Regions from separate parts of the Homo sapiens genome. Here region 2 is linked to region 1. The links are chromatin contacts, found by Hi-C or POLR2A ChIA-PET in ENCODE. All regions are on one chromosome and are shown on one strand. Each heading gives the region's core, a stretch centred on a gene start or an enhancer-like site at or near the end of the contact. The rest is flanking DNA. Distances are from core to core; before and after follow the strand shown.

Evidence for each region. A loop is a pair of places that touch in the nucleus more often than their neighbours do. ChIA-PET counts read pairs that join two places held with the same protein, here RNA polymerase II (POLR2A). Pooled maps may share reads with other maps.
Region 2: a loop to region 1 is called in a pooled map, with 7 times the contacts of the local background. The contact joins the promoter of MED18 here to the promoter of HMGN2 in region 1. A Hi-C loop is called at or near these places in 5 of 50 pooled maps. POLR2A ChIA-PET finds 5 or more read pairs at or near these places in 2 of 52 experiments (B cell and GM10248).

The regions. Positions count from the first base shown.
Region 1 is chr1:26,470,949-26,475,958 of GRCh38, reverse strand. It overlaps HMGN2 (high mobility group nucleosomal binding domain 2), which reads right to left and starts at 3,519. Exons shown (of 6, transcript NM_005517.4): 1 at 3,332-3,519; 2 at 2,432-2,476; 3 at 2,227-2,256; 4 at 1,824-1,874; 5 at 1,292-1,387; 6 at 1-846. The coding sequence starts at 3,346. The coding sequence ends at 811. It overlaps DHDDS (dehydrodolichyl diphosphate synthase subunit), which reads right to left. Exons shown (of 9, transcript NM_205861.3): 9 at 4,653-5,010. RefSeq lists silencers at 2,795-2,964, 3,005-3,294, 3,555-3,824, 3,709-4,124 and enhancers at 3,494-4,203, 4,204-4,912.
Region 2 is chr1:28,325,066-28,330,573 of GRCh38, reverse strand. MED18 (mediator complex subunit 18) reads right to left here and starts at 1,534. Exons shown (of 3, transcript NM_017638.3): 1 at 1,394-1,534. RefSeq lists enhancers at 485-992, 993-1,500.

The DNA of each region.
Region 1 (5,010 bases), core at 2,270-4,769:
GTATCCAGCTTTATTAAAGATACTTTCCATAAACAATCATGGTATTTCAGGCAGGACATGGGCAGACAATCGTTAACAGTATACAACAACTTTCAAACTCCCTTCTTCAATGGACTACCAAAAATCAGAAAGCCACTATAAAACCCAATGAAGTCTTCATCTGATGCTCTGAACAGGGAAAGTTTAGAGTGAGGGTTGACATTTCACATTTAGCATGTTGTTTAACAACTTTTCACAAGCCGACCCTGACTTTCAGGAAGTGAAATGAAAATGGCAGAATTTATCTGAAGATCCACAATCTAGAAATGGAACCACTGCTCTTTTGACAGGTGCCATCTCAGTGGCATCACTGGAAAGTCCAGATTGCCTGACACACTGGTAACCAATGACTAGGGGTCAGGTCTCAACAGATGTCTGGGCTTAAGGGAGTTAAGTCTATGCTGAACGATGGAAAGGGAGAAGAGGACATAAAAACAAATTTGTTTTTCTATACCACAAGGCTTTTGTGCCAAGGTGGCCATGTGTGTCAAAGTCAGGGAATCCCTCCTCCTGGGAGCCAAGAGGAAGTCTCTCAAAACTAGAAGGGAAAGGTGTTTTCTCCACATCAATCCAGCTTTGGAGACATTCTATTAGTGACATATGCCCCTTCCCCCAAAAACAACAATGAAGTGTTCTGTGTGCTAACAACATAGCTTTTAAAAAAAAAAAAAAAGTAAAACAAAATTCTGCATTTTTATAAAACTTGATAAAAAATAGTATTTCAAACTGTACAGTCACCAGAAGTACACAGTTATCAAAAATGCACACACTTCACTTGGCATCTCCAGCACCTTCAGCTTTCTGTGCCTAAAAGAAAACAGACAAATTAATGCAATGCGTAGATTTCAAAACTATCTGTGTTCACATTCCACCTACAGCATCACTTTGCTCCCAGGCCAAAGTTCAGGTTTCAGGTACTGAGACTCAGTATTTCTTCTGAGAATGACTTACTAGGTAACTTTGCTAAGTCACCTCTCCTCTGGGCCTCACTGTAAAATTGAGGTAGGAAGAACACCAGAATAAGAGACCTGAGGTTACTCCTAGCTTGAAAACTTCATGTAGTATAAAACACAATGCCCTTCAGCTGACAGTAGAGATTTCAAGAATCCAGGATTTAAGTTAACAGGAAAGCCACAAGCACACTGGACCAAATGGTACATTTGGAGTGATACAAGAAAAGGGCAATTAAATTTTTGATATCAGCAACTAACTGAATGAACAAATCTAACAAAGGGTGAAACAGCAGTTATACCTGGTCTGTTTTGGCATCTCCATTTTCTGCAGGGTTATTCCCCTCCTTGCCAGCATCAGCTTTTCCCTTTTTCCCTTTGGGTACCTTCTCTCCCTTCTGAAAAAGGGGAAAAAATAGAACTGTTTCTCCCCATTTCGTATTACCAAGGTATGGTCTGCAAAGTTCTGCACAAGGTAGGATTGTTTACTCAAGATAAAACACAAACCCTCACCCATTTGACAAGAACAACTGATCAAAACTAGGCTAAATTATCTGTAATTTGCTATAATCTTTAGTACTTAGAATTTCCTAAGTAACAGAAGAATAAATTAGTTTAAACCCTGGGGTATTTAATATTTAAATGCAGATTTTCCTATAAACTAACAACAGAATTCTTGATCAGGAAACCAACGTTATGAATGACACGGACGAGGTAAGCTATCCACACAGTTTATAACCTCCATTAATGGAGGCACCATTATGCTAATTAAGTTAAGGCACTAAGGACAGTCCTCATTCTGTGAAAATGATCAGTTCCAATGTTAGCACTTACCTTTGCAGGGGCCTTTTTAGGCTTGGGCTCTGGCTTTGGAGGAGCAGGTTTCTTTTTTTGGCAGGAAGAGAGGAAAAAGTGAACATCAGTACAATGGACTGAAGAAAACCACCCACAACCAACCAAAAGTACCAAGGGTAGAGAAGTTTCTCCTCCTCCTCAAAAGTTTTTGTGGTTGGCTTTCTTCTAGAATGTTGGATTTCCAGAAGCCCACTCAAATGTCCCACTTTGGCTACAGGCATCAGAATTTCAGAACCAGCAAAACCCAAAGGGGCAAGAGTCCCAAGTAGAGGCAATGATTCAAAACCAGGCACTAACCATAATTCATGGAAGCAAAGGGAATTGTTTTTTGATGTTTTTTAGTTTCAGGGACAAGCACGAAAATTCAAAAGCATACACTTACAGCAGACAACCTCGCGGATCTTCTCTGTGGCTATTAAAGACAACGAGAAAGTTAGAAATAGGACAGGTAAGTCGCTTTGAAAGTTTGGTATCAATTTGCTCTAGATTATAGGAGTGTAAATTCAGGACACAGGTTACGGTTAATCACCGAGTCCAGTGGCCTCTGCTAGTCCAAGGCTTTGACCCTTGAAGAGAGAATGACTTACTTCGTCCTTCACCTTTGCTTTATCTCCCTTAGCATCCCCTTCAGCCTATAAGAAACAAGAACAAAAAACTGCAGATTTTGAGGTGGTTCTTAATTACTTCCCAAACTTTAGAGTGCTAAAAATGAAAATTAAAGCAGTCGTCCACACAACTTTTCTAGGACATAAATGAGTGAGCCCGACGTTCGTATAAGAACGAAGCGCGCGCAGGAGCTCCGGCTCGCCGACCCCGAGAAGCGAGGGCTGGACCGGAGCGCAGCCGGGGAGGGCAGCGGAGCCCGCACCACCGCGACAGGCAGGAGCAACAGCTGCAGATGGCGCAAACAAACCCCCTCCGGAGGCGGAGCCCAGCGCCGTTGCTATGGCAGCCGTCGAGGGCGGGAGAGGGAGGCGCGCGCAGCCCGGGGAACTCGTGGGCGGCGACAGCGCGCGTCTCGTGCGCGGGGAACGTGGGCGAGGGGGCGGGGCCATACCGCACAAGCCCCGCCCCTCACGGCGGCGGTTTTTTGGCGGCAGCGCTTTCCCCCGCCCGCCAACCCCGAGCGCCGCCTTCCCGCCCTTTCGGGTTTGAATTGCCCGCCCGCAGGGAGGGGAGGGAAGGGGCCCTCGCGATGGGGGAGGGGGCACGGGGCGGGGGCGGCGAGCCCGAGGAGAGCGGGATAAACAGCCGCCAACATGGCTCCTCCCGCCGCGGCCGCCGCTCCTCCAATATGGCCTCTGGCGCCCGCGGGCAGCCGAGCCGCTCAGGGTTAGCCCCGAGCTGCCCGACACCGTCTCCAGCCCCCGCGCGGGGAGGCTGCGCTGGCTCCTGCTCGGCGCCGATTCTCGCTCCCTGCACCAGGGAGGCGGCGGCGGCGGTGGCGGCAGTGGTGGCCCGGCGCCTGGGGCCCTCGCGCCACGTACCTTTCTCTTGGGCATGGTGGCGGCGGCGACGGCAGCGGGACGTAGGTGCTGGACGCGGGATGCAGCGGCGCGCGGGCTTTGGTCGGTCCGGGGGTCGTTCTCGCCTCTTCTTCACACTGCTCGGGCTCCGGGGGGTTTATAAAGTTTTTATAGCGCTGGGAGCCCCGGACCGGTTAGAACCGGATTTCACCTCCCGCCGCCGTTCATTGGCCCAGCTGGGGTCACGTGGGCGGGGTTTAAACTCACCTCCTCTGGAGGGAGTGAGGAGGGGGGTGTGTGGGGGGGGTAGTGCGCGGAGACGGCGGCGCGCCGAGGGGGTGGGGGCGCAGTCGGGGTGGCGCGCGTCGAAGGCAGTAAATGAGGAGGGGTGCGCGAGTCGGCGGGCTCCGGGTTCCGGCTCCCGCCAAGAGCTGTCTTTTGCAAACTAGCAAGTTCCTTCCACCTTATGCAACCCAGCAACCCACTTCTCCAAGCCGTGCGACACTCACGGCGCATCTCAGCGGCTTTCCTTCCTGCTCCCGCTGGGGGCCCCAGAAGAGGGGTTTGCGAGGCCTGGCTGCACTGCCCTGCTCCTCTGGAAGCAGGAGGAAGCGCGCGGCTGGAGGCACAGGCTGCAGTTCCCAGAGCCCAGGCTGACGCCAAAGTGGGAAAAAGGCGGGGAAACCAGCTTGGCGCAGCCGGACGTGCATCCTTCCGAGCTGCCACTTCGGAGAAGCCTTTCGTGCACCTCACCTGAAAGACGGTCCCACTCGAGGTGGGCTAGGGGTTTCAGGGGGAGACTTTCCATGCAGAGGTGCCTTTTGGGTGCCGTGGGTCAGGTAGGAGCTGTCCTTTCAGCACCCGTTGCGCAGCCGCCTCCCCAAATGCTATCGAAGCCCCCACCCCCAACTCCTCTCGGGTGGCTCCCTTAAGGTCCCTGTATTCCCAAACCTCCAGACCCCGCCACAGTATGGTGGAGAGCGGCCGTCGAGGTCTACCAGCACTCACTTCCCCCTACACTCTACCCCTCTCGGAGACATTTTGCCCAGCTGCCCAACCCGACGCGGCCACCAAGCCTGGGCACTGCAGCCGCAGCTGGCGAAATCCCTCCTTCCACACTGTCAAGCTGGCTGCCTTTCACTTGCGCGAGGAAAGGAGGGTGGAGGAAAGCGCCCGGGGATTAGGAAACAAGTAGAGGAACAGGTGGTGTGATGGCAAAAGGGCTCTTCCGGTGCCCCCTAGTCCAAAGCCAGGGTCTTGGAGCTAGCCAAGTGCACCTGAGGGAGGGTAGGCAATTGCAGCAGCAAAAGAAGGTGTTCTTCCGTTGCAGTTAGCAAACAAGTTTTACATCTAAGAATCTTTAAAAATTCTATTTGAGACCCAGCACACAAGAATACGATAGATGTCCTCAAATGGGGGCTTGGCTCACAGGTGGAAGGACACTAAATTGGTCCCATCTGATTTCTTGAGGCAAGGGTTGAACCTGGCTTGCACAAATCACACCTGTCCAAAGCAACCACGAGTTCTACTATTTTGCAGCCCTTGCTGCTGGGCGACGACGACGACCTCTCTGCCTCTTCTTTCCACCACTACATCGCCTCCTGGGGCAGCTTCTCCCTACTCCACCCTGTGTACCTTTCCCAGAATACAGAACCTCAGGCCAAAGAGAGATGCCAGCCCCATTAATCACCTCTACTGTA
Region 2 (5,508 bases), core at 285-2,784, 1.9 Mb before region 1:
TACATCAAAGTGGTGGAGAGAGACCAGATCTGTTGTGGCACTGGCCTTCAAATCAAAGATTCATTCATTCAAAAACGTTTGAGTATTTCCTTATATGGCCAGTTCCAGGAACTGATGACACAGAAATATAGAAAGGAGATCTGGTCATGGAGTTACAGCATTACCTTCTAGTCTCAAGTTCTGAAACCTCCACATTACCTGTGCAATCTTGAGAAAGTCCTATCTATAACCCCTCACCCTGGGACTCAATGTCTTCCTTATAAAATGAGGCCAGTGATTTTTTTTTTTTTTTTTTTTTGAGACGGAGTTTCACTCTTGTCGCCCAGGCTGGAGTGCAATGGCGCAATCTCTGTTCACTGCAGCCTCTGCCTCCCAGGTTCAAGCGATTCTCCTGTCTCAGCCTCCCGAGTAGCTGGGATTACAGGCGCCCGCAACCAAGCCCAGCTAATTTTTTTTGTATTTTTAGTAGAGACGGGGTTTCGTCATGTTGGCCAGGTTGGCCTCGAACTCCTGGCCTCAGGTGATACTCAGGTGATCCGGCCTCCCAAAGTGCTGGCATTACAGGTGTGAGCCACCGTGCCCGGCCAAAGGCCAGTGATTTTTAACTCCCAAGGCTATGTGGCTCAAACGAGATAATAAAGAGGCAACAAAATTCAGAAGAACTGAAAAAGTGACTTAAGGGACCTTCGTTTTATAGATGAGGATATTGAGACTTGGAGAGGGACAGAAGGATACACACAGCAAGTTGGTAGCAGAGTTTGGACCAAACTAACATCTAGGCGTTCTATCTCTCTGAAAATGCCTTCCCCCGTACGCTTTTCTTTTTTGGTGACAGGATCTCGCTCTGTAGCCCAGGCTGCAGTGCAGTGGGGAGTTCCTAGCTCACTATAACCTCGAACTCCTGGGCTCAAGCCGAGTAGCTGGGACTACTACAGGCGGGAGACCACACTGCGGCTAGCCTAAAAATGCCTTTTAAAGAGAGCCAAGGCCGGGCGCGGTGGCTCACGCCTGTAATCTCAGTACTTTGGGAGGCCGAGGCCGGCGGATCAACTGGAGGTTGGGAGTTCGAGACCAGCCTGACCAACATGAAGAAACCCCGACTCTACTAAAAATACAAAAAATTAGCCAGGCCTGGTGGCGAGCGCCTGTAATCCCAGCTCCTCAGGAGGCTGAGGCAGGAGAATCGCTTGAACCCGGAAGGCGAGGTTGCGGTGAGCCGAGATCGCGCCATTGCACTCCAGCCTGGGCAACAAGAGCGAAACTCCGTCTCAAAAAAAAAAAAAAAAAAAAAAAGAGAGAGAGAGCCAAGGGGAAGTTATTTTAAGATGATGGTATATAGGTCCTTCTAAGCCGGCATCCATAACACGTATCCAATTAAACACTAGAAGCACACCTCCTTGAGGCTGTAGTGTCTTCTCGAGAAGCCGGGAATTATATCCACCCGCGCACCTAGGAGCTTTTGAGCGACGATTAGATACCAGCACTCCGGTTACCCGAGCCCGGGAAGCCCCCAGATCGGTGCAACCAGCCAACTTCCTCCTCTTCTCACTTCCGGTCGGAAGCCGACGTCTCACAAACCTCGAAACTGCCGTTCCCAAACGTATGGGTGCCGAGAAGGCCGAAGAGCTTCATTGCGGACAGACAATCAGAGGCGCATGCGCAAAATTCCGGGCTGCTGTATGAAAGATGGCGGCCTCCTTTGGCGCTTTCCTCCGGGCGCTACCTGGATCCTTGACGTCATAGGCCATGCTCTAGGAAAATCTTTTTAGGTTTGACAACCTGGAGATGTATTTGTGTAGAAAGTCTCTTGGAACTGATAGGACTTACAGAGATTATAGTGGGTTTCAAAAGAAAAAAGAACTGAGGGGTTGGGCGCGGTGGCTCACGCCTGTAACCCCAGCACTTTGGGAGGCCGAGGCAGGCGGATCACTTGAGGTCAGGAGTTCGAGACCAGCCTGGCCAAGATGGTAAAACTCCGTCTCCATTAAAAATACAAAAATTAGCCGGGCATGGTGACGCGCGCCTGTAATCCCAGCTACTAGGGAGGCTGAGGTGGGAGAATCGCTTGAACGCGGGAGGCGGAAGTTGCAGCGAACCGAGATCGCGCCACTGCATTGTAGCCTGGGCTACAGAGAGAGACTCTGTCTCAAAAAAAAAAAAGAGTCTGGAAAAGGAGTAGGTCCAGATCCAGGAGTACTCTGCAGTGCCATACCAAAGAATACATGTGAGCTTTAAAAGAACCCTGGCTACAACATGGAGAAAAGTTTGGGAAAGGAGAGAGCCTAGAGAAAAAAGACCAGGCCGGACACGGTGGCTCAGGCCTGTAATCCCAGCACTTTGGGAGGCCAAGGCGGGCAGATGGCTTGAGTTCAGGAATTCAAGACCAGCCTGAACAACATGGTGAAACCCTGTGTCTACAAAAAATACAAAAAATTAGCTGAACGTAGTGGCTCGCACCTGCAGTCCCAGCTACTTGGGAGGCTGAGGTGGGAGGATTGCTTGAGTCCAGGAGGCAGAGGTTGCAGTGAGCTGAGATAGCGCCACTGCACTCCAGCCTGTGCAACAGAGGGAGATCCTGTCTGGAAAAAAATTAAAGAAAAACGACCAGTTAGGCGCTTTGGTACAACTCCAGCTGAGAAACAAATGTCAGAAAAAGATTTTAAAAATGTAAAAAGAGGACAGGCGCGGTGGCTCACGCCTGTAATCCCAGCACTTTGGGAGGCCGAGGGGGGTGGATCACGAGGTCAGGAGATCGAGACCATCCTGGCTAACGGTGAAACCCTGTCTCTACTAAAAATACAGAAAATTAGCTGGGCGTAGTGGCGGGCGCCTGTAGTCCCAGCTACTTGGGAGGCTGAGTCAGGAGAATGGTGTGAACCTGGGAGACAGAGCTGGCAGTGAGCCGAGATCGCACCACTGCACTTTAGCCTGGGCGACAGAGCAAGACTCCGGCTCAAAAAAAAAAGTAAAAAGAGGAAATTAGCCGGGTGTGGTGGCACACGCCTGTAGTCCCAGCTACTCAGGTGGCTCAGGTGGTCAAGAGACCAAAATTGCTTGAACCCAGGAGGCAGAGGTTGTAGTGAGCTGAAATTGCACCACTGCTCTCCAGCCTGGGCTACAGAGCAAGACTCTGTCCTCTATATATATATGGAAAATAATTCTTTAATGACTAACCAGAGGTAAAGACAGAGATGAAGGAGTCACAGATGTCTTGGGTGGCTATCGTAGCACTTTTTTTCTCTAAGCTAGGAAACACAGAGCAGTGTGGGTGAGACAGGAAAGATGAGTTCATATGTAGACCCACTGAGCATCAGGTGTCTGTGGGACACCCAAATGGCAAAGTTCAGGGGAGAGAAATGGGCTACAGATAGAGATTTCAAAACCATAGCCTCATAGATGGTAGCTAAAAGCCATGACATTGAATGAGATCATCGTGAAAGAGTGTACTAAGTAGGAAAAGAAGATTGACAAGGATTGCGTATGCCCTAGGGTTTAGGATGTGCCTCCTGATCAACCTGGTGATTCACAAGATTGGGCAGAGTGACCAGCTCTCAAGTGCTGTAATGATTAGAGGAGGCTGTGAACTTCTTTGGCCTCTCTTTTCCTATACAGACACTAATTGCAGCATAGAAAGTCCAGTGAATTACAGGTCATTTGAGGCACCATAGGGTTTACCCAGATTTTAGCTGGTATTTTAAAGAAGGGTAAATTTTTTTAAAAAGGTAGGGGAGATAGACAGAAAATGGGTAAACAATATGATAATACCTGAAGGAGGCCTGGAGATTACAGGGATGGGTTTCTCTGATAAGGATATGATGCCTAGAGCTTAGGATGGGGCCCACCCCTGTACTTTGCCACTACCCAGCTGTGCAACCATGGGCATTCACTTCCCCTCCCTGAGCCTCAGCTTCCTTTTTTTGTAAAATAGAGATAATAATAGTACTTTCAAAGGAGTTTGCCAAAATCAAATGAGATGGTTATAAAGCATTTAACATAGTGCTTGGCTTATTGTAAGCACTTAATATTTTTATTTTCTTTTATTTTTATTTAATTTTATTAATTTTTTTAGAGACGGAGTCTCACTATGTGAGACCCAGGCTGGTCTCAAACTCCTGGCCTCAAGCCATCCTCCCATCTTGACCTCGTAAAGTGCTGGGATTACAGGCATGAGCCATCATGCCTGGCGTGTAGGCATTTAATAAGCAGTAGTTATTAGCTTTTTTTTTTTTTTTTTTTGAGATGGAGTCTCGCTGTGTCGCCCGGGCTAGAGTGCAGTGGCGCAATCTCGGCTCACTCCACTTTCCGGGTTCACGCCATTCTCCTGCCTTAGCCTCCTGAGTAGCTGGGACTACAGGCGCCTGCCACTACGCCCAGCTAATTTTTTGTATTTTAAGTAGAGATGGGGTTTCACCGTGTTAGCCAGGATGGTCTCGATCTCCTGACCTCGTGATCCACCCGCCTCGGCCTCCGAAAGTGCTGGGATTACAGGCATGAGCCACCGCGCCCGGCCTTTTTTTTTTTTTTTTTTTGAGGCAGAGTCTTGCTCTGTTGCCCAGGCTGGAGTACAGTGGCGCGATCTTGGCTCACTGCAACCTCCGCCTCCTGGGTTCAAGCTATTCTCCTGCCTCAGCCTCCCAAGTAGCTGGATTACAGGTGCATTCTATTTTATTGTTTTCACTCTTTTTTAAATTCATTTTTTCAAAATTATTTTTTTCATTTTTCGGGGGAGTCACTGGATCTGTGAATGTATTTTGTGCATGGCTTATCTCCCTGGATAGATTGTAAACATCTTGAAGTGAGGAATCATATATATATACACATATACACACACACATATATATATATACACACACATATATACACATATATACACATATATATACATATATAAAAATGTATATCTACACATAAATATATATATATATATATATTTTAAACAGTCTCACTCTGTCACCCAGGCTGGAATGCAGTGGCGCCATCTTGGCTCACTGCAACCTTCGCCTCCTAGTTTCAAGTGATTCTTGTGCCTCAGCCTCCTGAGTAGCTGGGATTACAGGCGTGAGCCACCACGCCTGGCTAATTTTTGTAGTTTTAGTAGAGATGGGATTCACCATGTTGGCCAAGCTGGTCTTGAACCCCTGACCTCAGGTGATCTGCCTGCCTCGGCCTCCCAAAGTCCTGAGATTACAGGCGTGAGCCACCGTGCCCAGCCCCAGCCTTTTTTTCTTTCCTTTTTTTGTAGAGACAGGGTCTCACTATATTGACCAGGCTGGTCTCCAACTCCTGGGCTCAAGAAATTCTGCTGCCTAGGCCTCCTAAAGTGCTGGGATCATAGGTGTGAGCCACAACACCAAGTCAATATTTTTTTATATAGAGTACTTGCTGAAATGATAATATTTTGGATACTGGGGTTAAATAAAAATATTTTATTACATTTAATTTAACTTGTTTATTTATTTTTATTTATTTGTTTTGTTTTGTTTTGTTTTGAGACGGAGTCCTGCTCTG